Linked DNA regions of Homo sapiens: region 1 is linked to region 2. A link is a loop called in an ENCODE intact Hi-C map of the cell type or tissue named here. Cell type or tissue: GM12878. All regions are shown on one strand. Each heading gives the region's core, and the rest is flanking DNA. Links, peaks and the distances in the headings are about the cores only.

Region 1 (10,253 bases), core at 2,132-7,131, 140 kb before region 2:
CTGAGGCAGGAGAATCACTTGAACCCGGAAAGCGGAAGTTGCAGTAAGCTGAGAATCATGCCACTGCACTCCAGCCTGGGCAACAGGGCGAGACTCCATAAAATTAAAAAAAAAAAAACCAAAAACATGAATTTGAAGGAGACACAAACATTGTCTACAACAATGGTTTGGCAAGAATCCCCCTATCTGCCGAGTGCAGTGGCTCATGCCTGTAATCCCAACACTTTAGGAGGGAAAAGCAGGAAGATTGCTGGAGGCCAGGAGTTCAAGAGCAGCCTGGGCAACATAGTAAGACCCTGTCTCTATTAAAAATAAAAAAGAATCCCCCTATGCTTGATGTTTCCTCTTAGTCATTTTTCACCCACTAAACCCTTCACTCTGCTCATCGGCTGTAAATGCCAATCTGTCTTTGCTGTTTTGGAAACTGAGCTCATTTCTCTGCTGAAGTCTCTTTTCCCCTATTACAATAGTACCGAATAAAACTGTCTTTACCACTTTTAACCGGTGTCCAGCTCTGTCTCTTCGACAGCATCCAGATGAGTCACAAAGACCTGAACTAAAGCATTAGCAGTTAGGATCCATCAAGCATTTCTTTAGGATTTATTGTTTTAAGTCCTCAGATTTTGTCTAAGGCAATGGGAATGTAGCAAGCAGTAAACACAACAGGCAAAAATCCCTGCCCTGGGCCGGGTGAGGTGGCTAACGCCTGTAGAAGTGGCAGAAGTTCCATGCACCCAGACTGCCTCCCACCTCAAGTATCAGCCACAGCAACTCATTTTTCTGCCTCGGAGCTTTTTTGCAGCTATTGAAGGCTGTCTGCGTGCAGATGCTGCCAGAAGTTAGGAAGAGATAAAGCCCCGAGGAGGTAACGCTCAACCAGTGCAGAGTCAATAAATGAATGTGTCACTCCCCACCCTCATCCGCTTGGGGGACTATTCTGACTTTTTTTCTGCACCATTTACTTGCAGGAGTAGCTCAATAATGCACTCTTCATTGGCTTTTCCTCCTAACCTGTCTGCCTCTTCCAATATCCCTGTTACTGCTTCCTGAAACCATTTTCCAAATAAACTATCAGAAAAGCAAAATGAAGACGCAATCGAAGAGAACACTTGGGGCTGGGCGCAGTGGCTCACGCCTGTAATCCCAGCACTTTGGGAGGCCGAGGCAGGCAGATCACAAGGTCAGGAGTTCAAGACCAGCCTGGCCAACATGGTGAAATCCCATCTCTACTAAAAATACAAAAATTAGCCAGGCATGGTGGTGCACGCTTGTAATCCTAGCTACTCAGGAGGCTGAGGCAGGAGAATTGCTTGAACCCAGGAGGCGGAGGTTGCAGTGAGCCAAGATCACACCACTGCACTCCAGCCTGGGGGACAGGGCGAAACTCCATCTCAGAAAAAGGAAAAAAAAAAAAAGAGAACACTTGGAAAGACCAGGAGTGGACATGATGTCAAATAAAAGCAGACAGCCCAAGAATAACAGAGTGAAACAGAGGCGGAGGAAAAAAAGAATTGAGACTTAGGGGAAAGCCATTTCCCATCGTTAACTACTTTCAGGGCAAAAGGAGAAGTAATTGGAGAAGTGATTGGTTTAGTGATTTTTCTAAAAATAGTTTCTGTGTTAATTAAAATTTACAGAGAAAGCAAATCAATGTGTTCCCCTTTATCTCTGCCTAATTTCTGTCCTCCCAACTCATGAGTGGGGCTATTGAAGACATTAAAGAGAACAAAGTTGCTAAGGACATGAAAACCCATGGGAAAACATCCTTACATGAGTGAATGCCTAGAGAGCCAGCCAGTCCCACCTGTATCCATTCTAAGGCAAAGACTAAACATACAATTTATCCTCTAAAAAAATCCAGGTGGGATCAGGTGTGGTGGCTCACGCCTGTAATCCCAACACTTTGGGAGACCAAGGTGGGGAGGATTACTTGAGGCCAGGAGTTCAAGGCCAGCCTGGGCAGCATAGCAAGACCTCATCTCTACAAAAAATAAAAATAATTAGCCGGACATGGTGGTACACACCTGAAGTCCCGGCTGTTCGGGAGGCTGAGGCAGAAGAATTGCTTGAACCCGGGAGGTGGAGGTTGCAGTGAGCCGAGATTGTGCCACTGCACTTCCAGCCTGGGCAACAGAGCAAAACTCTGTCTCAAAAATAAATAAATAAAAGGCTCCTCTTGAGGCAACGCCTAAAACCTAGATGTAATGACGGAGCTCTTGTGCCCTCCCGTGGGCATCATGCCTCAGATCGGGAGAGCAGCTCTAAGCGCTCTCTGGGGAGAAGCTTGTCAGACACAAGCATGCATCTGTCAATGGAATTCCAGGCACCGAGGCCAACATTAGCATGCAAGCGAAATGCTGAAGGATGTTATGCTAAATGCAAAAGCCAGGCACAGAAAGACCAATTCCACATGCTCTCACTCCTCTATGAGATCTAAAAAAGTTGAACTCAAAGATGCAGAGAGAAGAATGATGATTACCAGGGGCTGAATGGGGAGTGGTGGGAAGTGGAGAGATTTTTGTCTAAGAGTGTAAGTTGCAGTTAGACAGGAGGAATACTTTTTTTCTTTCTGCAAGTTATGGTGTACATGAGAAATGTTTTACATGTATATAATGCATAGTGATTAAATCAGGGTATTTAGGGTATCCATCACCTAAGTCTCTCACTGTCATGCAGGCTGGAGTGCAGTGGTGCGATCTGGGCTCACTGCAACCTCCGCCTCCCAGGTTCAAGCAATTCTAATGCCTCAGCCTCCCAAGTAGCTGGGACTACAAGCACGTGCCACCACACCTGGCTAATTTTTGTATTTTTACTCGTGACAGGTATTTTTAGTAGCGACAGGGTTTCACCATGTTGGCCGGGCTGGTTTCCAACTCCTGACCTCAAGTGATCCGCCCCTCCGGCCTCCCAAAGTGCTGGGGTTACAGGCGTGAGCCACCGTGTCTGGCTGAGAAGGAATACTTTTTTTATTTGTGCAAATTATGGTGTACTGAGACATTTTTTATGTGTATATAATGCATAGTGATTAAATCAGGGTATTTAGGGTATCCAGGGTATCTGTCACCTAAGTACAATACATTTTTTTAAGTATAGTCATTCTACTCTGCTATCAAACATGGAATATGGCCGGGCACCGTGGATCGTGCCTGTAACCATAGCAGGCAAGGATTACTTTGCCTTTCACCTTTGGGAAGCCAAAGCATAAAAATTACTTGAGTCCAGGAGTTCGAGACCAGCCTAGACAACACAGCCGACAACCTTTTTTATTTTTTTGAGACGGAGTCTCACTCTGTCGCCCAGGCTGGAGTGCGGTGGCACTATCTCAGCTCACTGCAGCCTCCGCCTCCCAAGTTCAAGCAATTCCCCAGCCTCAGCCTCCTGAGTAGTTGAGATTACAGGCATGTACCACCACACCCAGCTAATTTTTGTATTTTTGGTACAGATAGGGTTTCACCATGTTGGCCAGGCTGGTCTCGAACTCCTGACCTCAGGTGATCCACCCGCCTCGGCCTCCCAAAGTGCTAGGATTACAGACGTGAGCCACCACGCCCAGCCTTCTTTTTTCCCTCTTCTATCAAATGAAACTACCTTAAGTGCAAGGGCAAGTGATTCCATCCTGGTAGCCTTACCATCTGGTCTAATGCCTGACACAAAATAAATGACCATCCATGAACAAATCGATGAGCGATTCAATTAATTGTTTACCCAGCTCAGGCCTAAATGGGAAGAGGAGGAAAGCAAAGTAGAATAATATGAGGGCACAGCAAAGGATGCCCCTACAAAACCATGCGTAGAACACCTCCCCAGAAACCCCCATACTATAGGGGTTCTGGCTATGGCCTTCAACACAAGTTTACCAACAACAGGTTTCCTTTGGGGATAATGAAAATATTCTGAAACTAAATAGAGGTGGTTAGCCGCCTGTGATCTCAGCTACTTGGGAGGCCAAGGCGGGAGGATCACTGGAGCCCAAGAATTTGAGATCAGCCTAGGCACCATAGTGAGAACTTGTCTCATTTTGTGTGTGTGTGTGTGGTTTTTTGTTTTTAAATGTTGTGGCGGTTGCATAACATTGCAAATGTACTGCCACTGAACTGTTCTTTTTAAACTTTTTCTTTTTTTTTGAGATGGAGTTTTGCTCTTCTTGCCCAGTCCTGCCTCAGCCTCCCAAGTAGCTGGGATTACAGGCACCCGCCACTACGCCCAGCTAATTTTTTGTATTTTTAGTAGAGACAGGGTTTCACCATATTGGCCAGGCTGGTCTCGAACTCCTGACCTCAGGTGATCCGCCCACCTCAGCCTCCCACAGTGCTGAGATTACAGGCGTGAGCCACCGCGCCCAACCTAAAACTTAATTTTATGTTTTGTGAATTTCAGTTCAACTTTGTTTGTTTATTGAGACAGAGTCTCTCTCTGTCACCCAGGCTGGAGTGCAGTAGCATGATCTCGGCTCACAACAGCCTCAAACTCCTGGGCCCAAGCCATCCTCCCACCTCAGCCTCCCGAGCAGCCAGGATTACAGGCACGCACCTCCACTCCCAGCTAATATTTTGTATTTTTTTGTAGAGACGAGGTCTCACTGTGTTTTCCAGGCTGGTATCGAACTCCTAGTCTCAGGTGATCCTACCGCCTTGGCCTCCCAAAGTGTTGAAATTACAGAAAACAGCCACCCTGCCTGGCTCAATTTAAAAAAGAAAAAAACTGATATACAAATTTGAAAAGTTTTGCTAAAAAGGAAAAACAAAGGCTCCCTCTGGCTGCAGTGTGGAGAATAGACTGCCCCATGAGGCGAAGTGGATTGTGATGGTCATGAGGAAGCTGGAGGGTGTACCTCAGTTCTCGAACTTCAGTTATTATACTTTCCTTAGTTCTATGACTTATGAAATATTTCTCAGCCGGGCGTGGTGGCTCAAGCCTGTAATCCCAGCACTTTGGGAGGCCGAGGCAGGTGGATCATGAGGTCAGGAGTTCGAGACTATCCTGGCCAACATGGTGAAACCCCATCTCTACTAAAAATACAAAAATTAGCTGGGCATGGTGGCACACACCTATAGTCCCAGCTACTCGGGAGGCTGAGGCAGGGGAATCGCTTGAACCTGGGAGGGGGAGGTTGCAGTGAGCCGAGATCACGCCACTGCACCCCAGCCTGGCAACAGAGCTAGACTCTGTCTCAAAAAAAAAAAAAAAAGAAATATTTCTCTCCTTTTTTTGAGAAAAGATCTCACTCTGCCACCCAGGCTGGAGTGCAGTGGTGCAATCATAGTTCACTGCAGCCTCTACCTCCCAGGCTCAAGTGATCCTCCTGCCTCAGCCTCCCAAGTTGCTGGGACCACAGTTGTGTGCCCTCACGCCTGGCTAATTTTTTTTTTTTTTTCAGAGACAGGGTTTCGCTATGTTGCCCAGGCTGGTCTCATACGCCTGGGCTCGAGCGATCCTCCCCCCTTGGCCTCCCAAAGTGTTGAGATTACAGGCATGAGCCACCCTGCCCTGTCCTATTTATGAAATATTTCTTGAGGGACATAGAATATTTGGTCTCAGTGCCAGCAGGCCTGCTGAATTTCCCGAGTCTTGGGAAATGCCAAGAAATAAAGGTACTATCACCAGGCAAGCTGGAGTGGTGAGCGACTTGATAGTCTCAGAATGATATCGCCAGCTGTTGGAAATCTTGTAGAACTGGCTAACACCCACTGAACAGTTGCTACGTACCAAGCACTGCATTAATGCACTTAATCCTGACAATAGCCCTGTGGGCTGATGGGCCAGGGTTTTGTTTTTGTTCTTGTTGTTGTTTTGAGATGGAGTCTCGCTCTCTCACCCAGGCTGGAGTGCAACGGTGTGATCTCAGCTCACTGCAGCCTCCACCTCCCAGGTTCAAGCAATTCTCCTTCTTCAGTCTCTGGAGTAGCTGGGATTACAGGCATGCACTACCACCCCCGGCTAATTTTTGTATTTTTAGTAGAAATGGGGTTTCACCATGTTGACCAGGCTGGTCTCGAACTCCTGACCTCAGGTGATCCGCCCGCCTTGGCCTCCCAAAGTGCTGGGATGACAGGCGTGAGCCACCGTGCCCGGCCTAATGGGCTGTTTTATCACCGCCTCACTGTAGCAGTCCCTCTGGTGCCGCAAGTCCCCTCTCTGCATCTGCAGGAGACAGTTCCCTGTGAGACCTGACTTACTTGTCCCACCTCAAGCCTGGACCACACATCTTTTGGCTTTCTTCAGCCTTCTCCAACCCCTCAAGGCAGCCCAAAAGTTTGGGGCTAAAGACCCCAGGGTGAGCTGGACATGGTAGCCCATGACTGTAATCCCAGCATTTTAGGAGGCTGAGGTGGGAGGATCACTTGAGCCCAGGGGTTCAAGACCAGCCTGGGTAACATAGGGAGACCTTGTCTCTACTAAAAATAAAAATTTTTAAAAAGTCAGGCGTGGTAGCATGCACCTGTAGTCCCAGCTACTCAGGGGCCGAGGTGGAAGATCAAGGCTGGAGTGAGCTATGATCACACCACTGCATTTCACCCTGTACAACAGAGTGAGACCCTGTCTCTAAAAAAGAAAAAAGACTTCAGGCTGTAATTGATCACAGTGAACATCAGCACATCGTATCACATGTCCCCTAATAGGCTATACTCAAAAGGACGCATCATTTCTGTGGAATTCCTGCCAGAAATGCATAACCTCATAGGCAGAGTAGTCAAATTCACAGTGACAAAAAGGTGCTTTCCAGGGACTGCGAGGAAGCAGGGAATAGGAAATTATTGCTCAATGGGTACAGAGTTTCAGCTTGGAAAGATGCAAACATCCTGGAGAAGGATAGCGGTGCTGGTTACACAACAATGTGATGTACTTAGTATCACTGAACTGTTCACTTACAAATTGTTAAGATGGGCTGGAGGCGATGGTTCATGCCTGTAATCCCAGTGCTCTAGGAGGCCAAGACTTTTTGAGGACAGGAGTTTGAGACCGCCATGGGCAACCCCATCTCCCAATAGCGAGACCCCATCTCCAAAAAAAATTAAGATGGTACATTTTATATTGTGTATATTTTGCCACAGTTAGAAAGAGAAAGAATTGTTTGGCCAGGTGTGGTGGCTCATACCTGTAATCCCAGCACTTTGGGAGGCCAAGGCAGGCAGATCACCTGAGGTCAAGAGATCGAGACCATCCTGGCTAACACGGTGAAACCCCGTCTCTACTAAAGATACAAAAAATTAGTCGGGTGTGGTGCCGTGTGCCTGTTGTCCCAGCTACTCGGGAGGCTGAGGCAGGAGAATCGCTTGAACCCAGGAGGCAGAGGTTGCAGTGAGCCGAGATCATGCCACTGCACTCCAGCCTGGGCAACAGAGCGAGACTCTGCCTCAAGAAAAAAAAAAAAATAGCCAGGCATGGTGGCATATGCCTGTAATCCCAGCTACTACGGAGGCTGAGGCATGAGAATTCCTTGAACCCAGAAGGCGGAGGTTGCAGTGAGCCAAGACCTAAGACAATCCCATGTAACAAATGAGGAGATGAGGCCCTGTATTAGTCCATTCTCACATTGCTATAAAGAAATACTTAAGACTAGGTAATTTATAAAGAAAAAAGGTTTCACTGGCTCTTTTACCTGCGGTACAGCCATGGTTCCATAGCCCGTACAGGGAGCATGATGCTGGCATCTGCTCGGCTTCTAGGAAGGCCTCAGGAAACTTAGAATCATGGCAGAAGGGGAAGGGGAAGCAGGTACGTCTTACATGGACAGAGAAGAAGAGAGAATGAGGCAGGAGGTGCTACACACTTCCAAACAGCCAGATCTCATGATAACCCACACACTATGTAGCACTGGAAGGATGGTACTAAACCATGAGACTGCCACCCCCATGATCTGATCACCTCCCACCAGGACCCACCTCCAACACTGGGGACTACACTCTGACATAAGATTTGGAGGGGACACAGATCCAAACTATATCAGGACCAGAGAAGTTAAGGAGCTCTCCCAAGGTCCCACAGCCAAGAAATAGCAGAGGTAAGGCTCCAACCAGACAACCCAGTGTCACACTCTACCCTCTCGATCACTACACTCTGCCACCTCTAAGAGTTAAGCAATTTCCCATTTAAAATTTCACTAATTTAGACCCAGATTTATGTCCCCATAATTCCCTATTGTAAACCCAAACAACATTCTTCCACCAACTTATTTGAATAACGTGTGTAGGACAGAAAGAAGTGACAGCTTGAAACTACTCTAATTTTACTTACGAATAATTGAGGTTGATTCATGCTGCTTTCTAAAAAACTGGTAATCCTCTTGGTGTTCCAGGATGCCAAATTTGTCACGTACGTCTCTTACAACTTCTACTATTCTCTCTCGAAAGCAGTACTCAAAAGCAGACAGTCACAAAGATAGGGTACTCAACAAGGGGTGTTCCAAGACAGGAGAAAGTTAACTTTCCCAAAACAGATGGAAAGAGCCGAAAAGGAAGAAGGAAAATGAAGGAGGAGCTTCCGGGAGAAAGACACATTAGTGTTCAATGTCACAAAGTCTATTAGTAGAGTATAAAAAAAAATAATGGGCCAGGCGCAGTGGCTCACTACTGCAATCCCAGCAATTTGGGAGGCCGAGGCGGGTGGATCACCTGAGGTCAGGAGTTCGAGACCAGCCTGACCGACATGGAGGAACCCTGTCTCTACTAAAAATACAAAAATTAGCTGGGCGTGGTGGTGGGCTCCTGTAATCCCAGCTACTCGGGAGGCTGAGGCAGGAGAATCGCTTGAACCTGGGAGGCGGAGGTTGCAGTGAGCCAAGATCGCGCCATTGCACTCCAGCCTGGGCAACAAGAGCAAAACTCCGTCTCAAAAAAAATAATGATAATAATAAAGCTGGCTGGGCACGGTGTCTCACACCTGTAATCTCAGCACTTTGGGAGACCTAGGCAGGAGGATTGCGTGAAACCAGTTCAAGACAAGCCTGGGCAATATGGCAAGACGCCTGTCTCTACGAAAAAAAATTTTTCTTTTAACTACCCAGGCATGCTGGTGCGTGCCTGTGGTCCCAGCTATTTGGGAAGCTGAGGCAGGAGGATCGCTTGAGCCCAGGAGGTTGAGGCCGCAGTGATCCATGATCGTGCCACTGCACTCCAGTCCGGGTAACTGAGGAGTAAGACCCTGTCTCAAAAAAAAAAGAAAAAACTAACCTAAACTAAACTAAAGAGACCCTAAAAGGGAGCAGTTTAGAGAACATCCAAGCTTGAATCTTTCTCAGGTAACTACCTTGAGGTAAGTGATACTAAAGGGCATGAAAGCGTCTCTTTTATTTCTTTTTCTTTGAGACAGAGTCTTACTCTGTTGCCCACGCTGGAGTGCAGTGGCACAATCTCGCCTCATTGCAACCTCTGCCTCCCGGGTTCAAGTGATTCTACTGCCTCAGCCTCCCGAGTAGCTGGGATTACAGGTGCCCGCCACCATGCCCAGCTAATTTTTGTATTTTTAGTAAAGATGGGGTTTCAACATGTTGGCCAGGCTGGTCTCGAACTCCTGACCTCAGGTGATCCACCCGCCTTGGCCTCCCACACTGCTGAGATTACAGGCATGAGCCACCGTGCCCGGCCAAGAGCGTCTTTGTGTTGGGTCACTTGGGATGTAGCTTCTTGCTATTTCTTGTTCTACCAAGGTTTTCATTGCCGAGGGCTGCCATAACAGTGTCACCAACTGGGTGGCTTAACACAACAGAAATGTATTCTTTTACAGTTCTGGTAGCTAGAAGTCAGAAATCAAGGTGTCAGCAGGGCCACACTCCCTCTGCAGGCTCTTTCTTGCCTCTTCTAGCTTCTGGTAGCCCCTGGCGTTCCTTGGCTTATGGTTGCATCACTCTAATCTCTGCTTCCATCTTCACATGGCCATCTTCCCTTTATCTCTCTCTGTCATCTCCTCTTACTGTAAAGTGGCCACTAGTCAGGCTAGGCATGGTGGATGGCACCTGTAACCCCAGAGCTTTGGGAGGCCAAGGCGGGAGGATCGCTTGAGGCCAGGAGTTCACGACCAGCCTGAGCAACATAAAAAATACCCCGTCTCTACCAAAAATAAAAAATTAGCCAGGTATAGTGGTGTGCATCTGTAGTCCCAGCTTTTTGGGAGGCTGAGGCAGGAGGATTACTAGAGCCCAGGAATTAGCGACTTCAGTAAGCCATGATCATGCCACTGCACTCCAACCTGGGCAACACAGGGAAACCCTGTCGCTTTAAAAATAATAATAATAGGGCCGGGCGCGGTGGCTCACG
Region 2 (10,253 bases), core at 3,178-8,177:
GAGGGAAGGCAATAAAGGCAGTGTCTAAAGAAATATATTGTGAGCCACAAATGCAAGCCACATATGTAATGAAAACTTTTTTAGTAGCCACATTTTTTTAAAAAAGTAGCAGGTGAAATTAATTTTATTTTATTCACATTTATTTATTTATTTTTGAGACACAGTATCACTCTGTCACGCAGAATGGAGTGCAGTGGTAGGATCTCGGCTCACTGTAACCTCTGCCTCCCAGGTTCAAGTGATTCTCCTGCCTCAGCTTCCCAAGTAGTTGGGATTACAGGTGCGTGCCACCACACCCAGCCAATTTTATATTTTTAGTAGAGACGGGGTTTTGCCATGTTGGCCAGGCTGGTTTTGAACTCCTGACCACAAGTGATCCACCTGCCTCAGCCTCCCAAAGTGCTGGGATTGCGGGCATAAACTAGTGAGCCTGCCAAAATTAATTTTTTTTTTTTGAGACGGAGTCTTGCTCTGTTGCCCAGGCTGGAGCGCAGTGGCACGATCTTGGCTCACTGCAACCTCTGCCTCCCGGGTTTAAGTGATTCTCCTGCCTCAGCCTCCCAAGCAGTCAGGATTACAGGTGTATGTCACCATGCCCAGCCAATTTTATATTTTTAGTAGAGACGGGGTTTCGCCATGTTGGCCAGGCTGGTTTTGAACTCCTGACCTCAAGTGATCTGCCTGCCTCAGCCTCCTAAAGTGCTGGGATTACAGGCATGAGCCAGTGAGCCTGCCAGAATTATTTTTTTTTTTAATTTGAGACGGAGTCTTGTCCTGTTGCCCAGGCTGGAGTGCAGTGGCATGGTCTCAGCTCATTGCAACCTCCACTTCCTGGGTTCAAGTGATTTTCCTGCCTCAGCCTCCAAGTAGCTGGGATTGCAGGTGCCTGCCACCACACCTGGCTAATTTTTGTATTTTTAGTAGAGACGGAGTTTCACCATGTTGGCCAGGCTGGTCTTGAACTCCTGACCTCAGGTGATCCACCCGCCTCGGCCTCCCAAAGTGCTGGGATTACAGGTGTGAGTTACTACACTTGGCTACAAAATTAATTTTAATAAGATTTTATTTAACTGAGTATATCCAAAATAGTATCCTTTTAACATATAATCAAGGTAAATATTATGAATGAGATATTTCAGTTTTTTGGTACTGTCTTCAAAAATCTGATGTGGATTTTATACTTATAACATCTCAATTCAAACTGTTAGGTTGGTGCAAAGTAATTGTGGTTCTTGCCATCATTACTTTCTTTCTTTCTTTTCTTTTTTTTTTTTTTTGAGACGGAGTCTCACCCTGTCCCCCAGGCTGGAGTGCAGTGGTGCGATCTCAGCTAATGCAAGCTCCGCCTCCCAGGTTCACGCCATTCTCCTGCCTCAGCCTCCCGAGTAGCTGGGACTACAGGCACCCGCCACTACACCTGGCTATTTTTTTTGTATTTTTAGTAGAGACGGGGTTTCACCGTGTTAGGATGGTCTCGATCTCCTGACCTTGTGATCCACCCGCCTCAGCCTCCCAAAGTGCTGGGATTACAGGCATAAGCCACCGCGCCTGCTTTTTTTTTTTTTTTTTTTTTTTTTGAGGAAGAGTCTTGCTCTGTTGCCAGGCTGGAGTGCAGTGGCACAGTCTCGGTTCACTGCAACCTCTGCCTCCCGGGTTCAAGCGATTCTCCTGCCTCAGCCTCCCGAGTAGCTGGGATTACAGGCATGCACCACCACACCTGGCTAATTTTTGTGTTTTTAGTAGAGACGGGGTTGCACCATGATGGCCAGGCTGGTCTCAAACTCCTGACCTCAGGTATCCACCCTCCTCGGCCTCCCAAAGTGCTGGGATTACAGGCGTGAGCCACTGCACCCGGCTGCCATTACTTCGAAGAATAGCTGTATTTCAGGTGCTCAGTAGCCACGTGACCAGTAGTAACGTCATTGGAAAATGCAGTCCAGACAGGCCCGAGTCCTGCCCTTGTGTGACTCATGTCACTCACCTATCCCTAATCCCAGCTCTGTTGGATCCTATCTTTATTGAAAAAAACAATTTTTTTTTTCTAGACAGGGTGGAATGCAGTGGTGTGATCATGGCTCACTGCAGCCTCCACCTCTGGAGCTCAACCAGTCCTCTCACTTCTGCCTCTGAATAGCTGGGACCACAAGCGTACACCACCACGCCCAGCTAATTTTTAAAATTTTTGTAGAGGCCGGGTGCGGTGGCTCATACCTATAATCCCAGCACTTCGGGAGGCCAAGGCGAGCGGATCACTTGAGGTCAAGAGTTTGAGACCAGCCTAGCCAACATGGCAAAACCCCATTTCTACTAAAAATACAAAAATTAGCTGAGCATGGTGGCGGGCGCCTGTAATCCCAGCTACTCTGGAGGCTGAGGCACGAGAATCGCTTAAACCTGGGAGAGATGATTGCAATAAGCCGAGATCATGCCACTGCACTCCAGCCTGGGCAACAGAGTGAGACTCCGTCTCAAAAAACAAAACAAAATAAAATAAAATAATAAAACCCTTGATTGGGCATGGTGGCTCATGCTTGTAATCCCAAGACTTTGGGAGGCTGAGGAGGGTGGATCATTTGAGCCCAGTAGTTTGAGACCAGCCTGAGCAACATAGTGAGACACTGTCACTACAAAAAAATTTAAAAATTAGCCAGGTGTGGTGGTGTGTGCCAGTAGTCCCAGCTAGTTGGGAGGCTGGGGCAGGAGAATTGCCGAAACCCAGGTTGAGGCCTCAATGGGCTAGGAGTGTGCTACTGAACTCCAGCCTGGGCAACACAGCAAGATCCCGTTTCTAAAAAACAAATCAAACAAACAAAAATCCCTAAGCCTTCTCATCATACTTAAATCCAAACTCCTTACTGATCAAGGACCTATAAGACGTCACCTCCTCAAAAGCCTTCCCAGATTGCACTTTCATCTTCCAGGCTGGGCCTTGACTCTCAGCACTGAAAACTCTTCATTGTAATTGGCTAGCTACATGACTAGCCCCCTGCCAGATGGTGGCAGGCAAGCTCCTAGTCTGTTTTGTCCCTCCCCCACTTCCCATCATCTCACCCCACATGCATGCCAGGAACATAGTGATTATTAATGCATTAATTCACTAGATATTGACTAAGGGCCTTTTTTAAGTTCTCCAGCAGTGATGAAGACAAACGTTGTAGGCTGGGCACGGTGGCTCATACCTGTCATCCCAGCACTTTGGGAGACTGAGGCAGGAGGATCGCTTGAGCCCAGGAGTTCGAGACTGCCCTGGGCAACAAAGTGAGACCCACCCCCATCTCTCCAAAAAAAAAAAAAAAAAAAAAAAAGACAACAGCTATTGTGCTGGCAGAGCTGACAATCAAGTACAGGAGACAGACAAGAAACAAGATGTGTAGTAAAACATGTAGTGTGTTGAAAGGTGACAGGGCCAGGCGCGGTGGCTCACGCCTGTAATCCCAGCACTTTGGGAGGCCGAGGCAGGCGGATCACGAGGTCAAGAGTTTGAGACCAGCCTGGCCAACATAGTGAAACCCCGTCTCTACTAAAAATACAAAAAATTAGCCGGGCATGGTGGTGGCACCTGTAATCCCAGCGACTTGGGAGGCTGAGGCAGGAGAATGGCTTGAACCCGGGAGCGGAGGTTGCAGTGAGCCGAGATCGCGCCATTGCACTTCAGCCTGGGCGACAGCGAGACTCCATCTCAAAAAAAAAAAAAAAAAAAAAAAAAGGTGACAGGGTTGTGAGAAATAAATAGAGGAGAAAGCAAGGTGGGTGCAATTTTGAAATAGGGGAGTCGGCCGGGCTCCATCTGTAATTCCAGCACTTTGGGAGGCTGAGGTGGGCGGATTGCCTGAGCTCAGGAGTTTGAGACCAGCCTGGGTAACATGGTGAAACCCTGTCTCTACTAAAAATACAAAAAAAATTAGCTGGGTGTCGTGGTGGTTGCCTGTAATCCCAGCTGAGGAGGTCTGGAATGGGGTGAATGAGGGAGGGAGTGGAGAGGGTGAGGCAGAGAGGAGACAGGAGACTGTGCAAAGCCTTCTGGGTCCTGGGGAGGACTTTGGCTTTTGCTCTGAATAAGGTGGGAGCCATTGAGGGTTCTGAGCAGAGGAGGGACTGGACCTGACTTGGGTGCTCACAGGCGCCCCGCCCCGGCTGCTGTGGTGGGGAGGGGATTAGGGGGATGGGGACAGACTGTCGGGGGCTGCAAGGTGTGCAGAGAGGTGGCAACTGGAGCAATTCTGGGGAGAGATGATGGAAGCCGGACCAGGGTGGGCCTTGGAGAAGTCAGGATTCTGGATGCATTAGAAGGGACAGTAACTAGCCTGGGAGCAGTGGCTCATGCCTGTAATCCCAGCACTTTAAGAGGCCAAGACGGGTGGATTGCTTGAGTCTAGGAGTTCGAGACCAGCCTGGGCAACATAGCAAGACCTATCTCTACTAAAAATACAAAAAAATCAGCCAGGCGTGGTGGCAGGTGCCTGTTGCCCCAACTATTTGGGAGGCTGAAAGAAATGGGAGGATGGCTTGAATCCGGGAGGCGGAGGATACAGTGAGCAGAGATCGTGCCACTGTACTCCAGCCTGGGCGATAGAGCCAGACCCTGTTTCAGAAGAAAAAAAAAAAAAGGACAGTAAGCAAAATTGTTAATGGGTTGCATCTGTTAATAAAAGTTTTTGTCTGAGCAGCTGGGAGGATGGAGCTGCCATTTCCGGAGACCGGGAAGATGGCGGGAGACCGTTTGCAGTTGAGGAAATGAGCTCTGAGCCCAGGGCTTCGTTCTGGCCCTGAAGTGTCCCTGCCCAGACTCTGGTGGGGTGCGGAGGAAAGCACCCACATGGCCTAGGCTTTGCCTCCTCGGGGCTTTCTCTCGGTCGATGCCTGAGTGTGCAAACTACACCCACATCTGAGTATACAGGGGCACCTCCGAAGACCCCCACGGCCTGACACATCCACCCAGTGTCCAATGGCCACAGCCTTGGGGGACTTCGGGGGCTGGAGTTCCGGGCTGATGGAGTTGAGAAGGGCTGCCTGGCTCTTACACCCACCTTGGGTCCCCACGGAGACCCCCAAGGGGACAGGAGGTGAAATCTCCCAGGGAGAGGTTCAGGAAGAGCTGCTGCTGTGTCGCAGCCCTGGGCTCCCCCTATGAGTCAGCACTGGCAGGGGCCCCAGGAACTGGGGACCGGGGGTGTGTAGGGGGGAGGGCAGTTCCCACGCCCTAAGGCGTCTGGGGCGCTGGGGCTTCCCCCACCGCTCCTCCCATCCTGTGCTGGGCTCTGGGGATCTTCAGAGGAGTCTGGGGGGTGAGAAGCCCAGGGCGGATTGGCCACTGGGCCAGGATCCAGGAATCCTCTCTCCTGGTCTGACCCAGTTCAGGAATGCAGAGGCCGCCCGCCCCGGCAAATGCGTTGCAGCAAGAAGGAGAGTTAGACGTAGAGAAACACCGAGTGAGTTGGACATTTGTGTGGACGGCACTTCTAGGGGGCTTTATTTAAGAAGGGGCCCTTCCTTCTGGGGACTCTGCATTTGAGCAGTGGAGGCTCCAGCCTGGGGTGTCCAGGCAGAGTCCTCAGCTACCGTGGAGTGGGAGGTGGCGGGGAGGAGGGGGAGGAGACTGCGCTGAGAGCTGAGATCAGTCCCGCCGGCCTCCACAGCTGGGAGGGCGCTGGACTCTGCTGCCCCCTGCTGGTGGCTGCAGGAAATTCAGCGAGCAGGACAGCTGGCCGGTCCTGGAGAAGAGACGGGGGGAAAGGCCTCGCACAGAAAGAATTCCAGCTCTGCCTTTTTTTTTTCTTTTTTCTTTTTTTTTGAGACGGAGTCTCGCTCTGTGGCCCAGGCTGGAGTGCAGTGGCACAATCTCGGCTCACTGCAACCTCCGCCTCCCGGGTTCAAGTGATTCTCATGCTTTAGCTTCCTGAGTAGCTGGGATTATAGGCGCGTGCCACCACGCCCGGCTAATTTTTGTGTTTTTAGTAGAGAAGAGATTTCACCATGTTGGTCAGGCTGGTCTCGAACTCCTGACCTCGTGATCCGCCCGCCTCGGCCTCCCAAAATGCTGTGATTACAGGTGTGAGCCACCACGCCTGGCCCCAGCCCTGCCTCTTACAGGCGGTACCACCTTGGGCAAGGGCAGGCCCCATCTGGGCCTCGGTTGCCCATCTGTGGAAAGGGCAGTATTCACTTCATTGGCCTGCTGGGAAGAATCTGAGATGATGATAGGCATTCCTGGGACCAGGAAGAAGGTTCGAAGATACAGCTGGGGAGAACTCTACCCTGGGCCCACCCTTCTAAAGAGAATAGTCCCTGCCTCAAGGGTTGCTCTGGTCTGGATGGGAGACGAGGCTCATACACGTCTATGAGTGGATGAATGAGTGAATGAATAAATGTGAATGTTGCATATTCCAAAGCAAGTCCCTCCCCAACCCCTTCCGCCTCTTTTTCTAAGAGAGGAACTCTTTCCCCAATACGCTCTTTTTTTTAGAGATGAAGTCTCTGTCTGTTGCACAGGCTGGAGTACAGTGGCACCATCATAGCTCATTGTAGCCTTGAACTCCTGGGCTCAACGGATCCTTTTGCTTCAGCCTCCCAAGTAGCTGGGACTATAGGCGCTCACCACCACACCCAGCTAATTTTTTTTTTAATTTTATTTTTGTAGAGACAGTGTCTCGCTGTGTTGCCCAGACTGGTCTTGAACTCCTGGCCTCAAGCGATTCTCCTGCCTCGGCCTCCCAAAGTGCTGGGATTACAGGCTTGAGCCACTGTGCCCGGCCCCCCTTGCCTCTTTTCTGTAAGAAGGGCTGGCCGGCAGGGGGGCGGGCGGCACAGGAGGGCCATCAACAGAGCTGACTGGCCCCCCCCAACCCCATGGAGGTATGATTACTAGATTGCAATGAACTCCCATTCTCTCCCCTGCACGTGTCTCTCCATCCCCACTCTGGGAGAAGACTTCCTTTGGGAGAGGTTAGGTGTAGACTACAGCTGGCCCCTCTAACCTTTGGTGGGGTTGGGGGTCGGGGGAGTGGTCCTGGAGACATCCACTCTCCTGGACCTGGAACCAGACTTTCTGGGCTGAGACCTGAAGGCAGCTGGACGATGTGGGAGGGTGAACCTGTCAAGGAGAAACTGAGGCAGGACTGTGGTGGAGGAGGCTGAAAGGAAGTGAGGGGTGCGCGATCAGGTGGGGAAGGGCCATGGCCCCATAAGGGTTAAGGTCTGGGCTTGGAAGGGGGCCAGTCAAAGGTTTCTCCATCCCCCTCTCAGACTGGGGTGGGGGATAAATAAACAGAATGAGAAATCTGTCAGCTCAGCCCGGGCCAATGGGAGGCTGCCTGGCGCCATGGTTTGCCCTGATGTGACCTTCCTCTACCAGCCGCGGTGGCCACTGCGGGCAGGGGCAGTGTGTGGAGCCTCAGCCAGGGTACGATCATTCCAGCCTTGTGCATGCTCTTATACCTGGGCAGGGGGAGGGGGGATGTCTGGGGAGGAGTACCGTCTGTGCAAGGATCTTTGGGAGATCCGGGGAGCCCCATCCTTTGTACAGCTTGCATGTGGTCTGTGCACCTGGCCTGTATATATGCTTGTGCCTCATGGTCCCAGGTACACATCCCCACGTGCCCCTGAATTGCGTGTGTCCATGTGGACCCCTGTGGCTCTGGGACCTGCTGGGGGTCTTGTGCATGTGGCTGTTGGCTGTGTTTCTCTGCCTCTGCGACTGGTCCATTTGACCCGAGTGGCTGTGCATATATGTGTGTGTCTGTGAACTTTGTGGATCTGTGTCTCCATGGGTGTGTTCTGGTTCTATGTCTATATCCATGTATTAGGTTATTTTGTGTGTGTCACGGTGCTCCTGTGGCTGTGTACCTGGGGTACTGTGTGTGTATGTTGGGGGGTATATCTCAGGTCTGTGGATACCCCAGTGCGTCTGTGATCTCCTGCGTGTCCGTGTGTCTTGTGTGAGCTGTGCGTGCCCGGGGTTCAGCCGCGTTTCTGCATATTTCGGTTCTAAGGACCTTCCCTCCTGTCCTGAATGTGGTGTGTCTGTGTACCTTGCATGTGTCTGGTGCCCCCGGGTGTCCCTCTGTGTGTAGCTGGGTTTTATGACCACCCTCGTGCGGCCCGGCACGCCCGCACGTCCCGCCACCCCCTCCCTTGGGTGTGTGTCTCGCAGCCCCCTGCACACCGTTCCCTATGTCTGTGGCCCGCGTGCCTTTGTGCGCGTGTGCTCCCCCCGGCGCCTTTGAGGTCTGCGTGCGTCTGGGTCCCTGCGTGTGCCCGCCCGCGCCCCCGTGTCCCTGATTCCCCCGCGCGGGCCCCGGGAGCTGCGTTTTGGAGACCCACGGGCATCCCCCGAGTGCGTCCCGGTGCGCCTGGCAGGAGGCCTCGGGACGCGCACGGCCGCGGCTGGACCCACCGCCCGGCGCGGCGCGGGGAGGAGGGAGGGGGCGGCGGCAGCGGGGAGCGCGGGCACGTCACCGAGACAGACAGGCGGGCGGGCGGCGGCGGCCACGGGTTCGAGCCGGCGCCGGAGCCCCGCGGCCCCCTCCCCCCCCCCGCCCACGGCCTAGGGAGCCCCCGCCCTGCCCCGGAGCCGCCGAAATGCAATTTCCCGTGCAGGCGCCTCGGGCCCGGGGGGCTTTTCCGGGCGGGTTTTGGAAAGAAGAGGGGGAAATGCGGCGGCGGCCCCAATCGAGGTGAGCGCGGGCGCCGGGCGGGCCGGGGGCACGGGCGGGGCGGGGGCCGCCCGCGGGCAGGGGGCGCGGCGGGGCGGGGCGGGACGCGGCCGCAGCCCCCTCGCGCACCTGCTCGCAGCCCCGGGGCGGGCGCCCCGGCCTCTGCGGCCCGGCCCTCCATTGTTGTTGGGGCTTGGAAGGGGGGCGGGGAGGCCCCGGCGGCATCTCTGCGTCTCGCCTTTCCGGAGAGGGGGCGCCGGGAGGGTCGGACTCTGCAAAGGGGACAGACCCCCGAGTCCCGGAGCCGGGGCCGCCAGGGGGAGGGCAAGCGGAGATGCCCTCGCGGGGCGGGGACGCGCGATGGGGGGCGTGGGGACAGCGGCGCCCCGACCGCCCGACACCTGACCGCGCGCGGGGAGGCCACGGGCCGGGGCGGCGGCGAGCTTTGTTCTTGGGGGCGCGGGGCGGGTGGGGCGCTCGGAAATCGAATGCCAGAAGAGAGTACGGCCCGGCGCGCGCGCGTTCGTGAAGGCTGCTCCGGCCAAGTTCATGGGCGCTCGGGCCTGCGGAGACCGATCCTGGCGGGGGCCCCGCTCAGGCCTGGCCGCGGGCTGGGGGTGCTGCAGCCGCGCCACCTCCGGAAGCCCTGGCGCCCTGCGCGGGCCGCCCCTCCGGCCTGTCATTACCGGCAGCAGCTGCAGGGTATTTACTGGGGCCAAGGTTTGCGAACAGGAACCCGCCCTCCAAAACTGGCCATAAAAAGGGAAAATGGCCCCGAATCCCACTGCCGGGGAGCCCTTTTAAAGCTACAGGGCGCCTTTCACGGCGACCTGCCCTGGAGGGCAGGCTGGGGGTGGGGGGGTGGAAAAGACACCTCATTGGCTGATAGGGACTGAGACGTCCCCCCCACGGTCCCACACTTCGGTTCCCCTCCCCCCATCTCTTTCCCTACCCATTCCACACCCCTGGACTGCTCACAGATGCATTAAGCCAGCCACGATTAGATATTCCCAAGGCCCTGATGGAGACCCCCAAAATTACACGCTATACACAGACATACAGCACCCCGATTAATACGCAGTCGAAAGTGATGCTGACACACACATACAGTCCCCACAATAACACTGCCACGTGTGTAGACACGTCACCCACAAGGGCTCGGACATCCAGGGATAGTGCCCATTGAAAGGCTGTCACACAGAAATGGAGCCACCAACGAAGGCAGCTACAACATAGACACAGCCTTTCGCATAACACTGACACACAGAAGTGGGTGTTCACCCACAGCATGTCACTCAGGGTAGCAATGACAAACGCAGATCCCTAAAGCCCATCAGTCAGGCACACACAGACTCCGACTCCATCGTTCACAATACCTGGGACACACACAGACATCCATGTGTCCTCCCAACCAAGTTCACACCTGCACACTCACAGTCACCCACAGTCACCCCCACCACACACACACACATACACACACACACAGACGGTACAAGGCCTGCAGAAACACATCTGACAGCAGGTCACACATAATCTTTTTTATTTTTATTTACTTATTTATTTTGAGATGGAGTCTCTCTTGGCTGCCCAGGTTGGAATGCC

The links. Hi-C counts contacts between places; a loop is a spot of excess contacts. Peaks named below come from ENCODE experiments on the same cell type or tissue, not always from the same donor. Only the 100,000 strongest peaks of a DNase experiment are listed, where the experiment ranks them.
Region 1: it touches region 2 in a loop (4-fold over the local background); 14 of 110 quality-filtered maps call a loop at or near these places.

What each region holds. Positions count from the first base shown.
Region 1 is chr19:13,716,684-13,726,936 of GRCh38, forward strand. It overlaps LOC105372284 (a long non-coding RNA gene), which reads right to left and starts at 7,711. Exons shown (of 7, transcript XR_001754028.1): 1 at 7,601-7,711; 2 at 493-556. In GM12878, for the core only: a CTCF peak has its summit at 4,776; no DNase peak of the experiment used is centred there.
Region 2 is chr19:13,856,766-13,867,018 of GRCh38, forward strand. It overlaps a transcript of NANOS3 not described here. Among named protein-coding and RNA genes, the nearest start is that of MIR181C, 13 kb to the right of the region's middle. RefSeq lists enhancers at 4,868-5,297, 5,358-5,607, 7,807-8,692 and a silencer at 9,175-9,264. In GM12878, for the core only: a CTCF peak has its summit at 5,668 (motif pointing left); DNase peaks (open chromatin) are centred at 5,136 and 5,616; H3K4me3 peaks cover 1,164 bases; H3K27ac peaks cover 1,575 bases; H3K27me3 peaks cover 233 bases.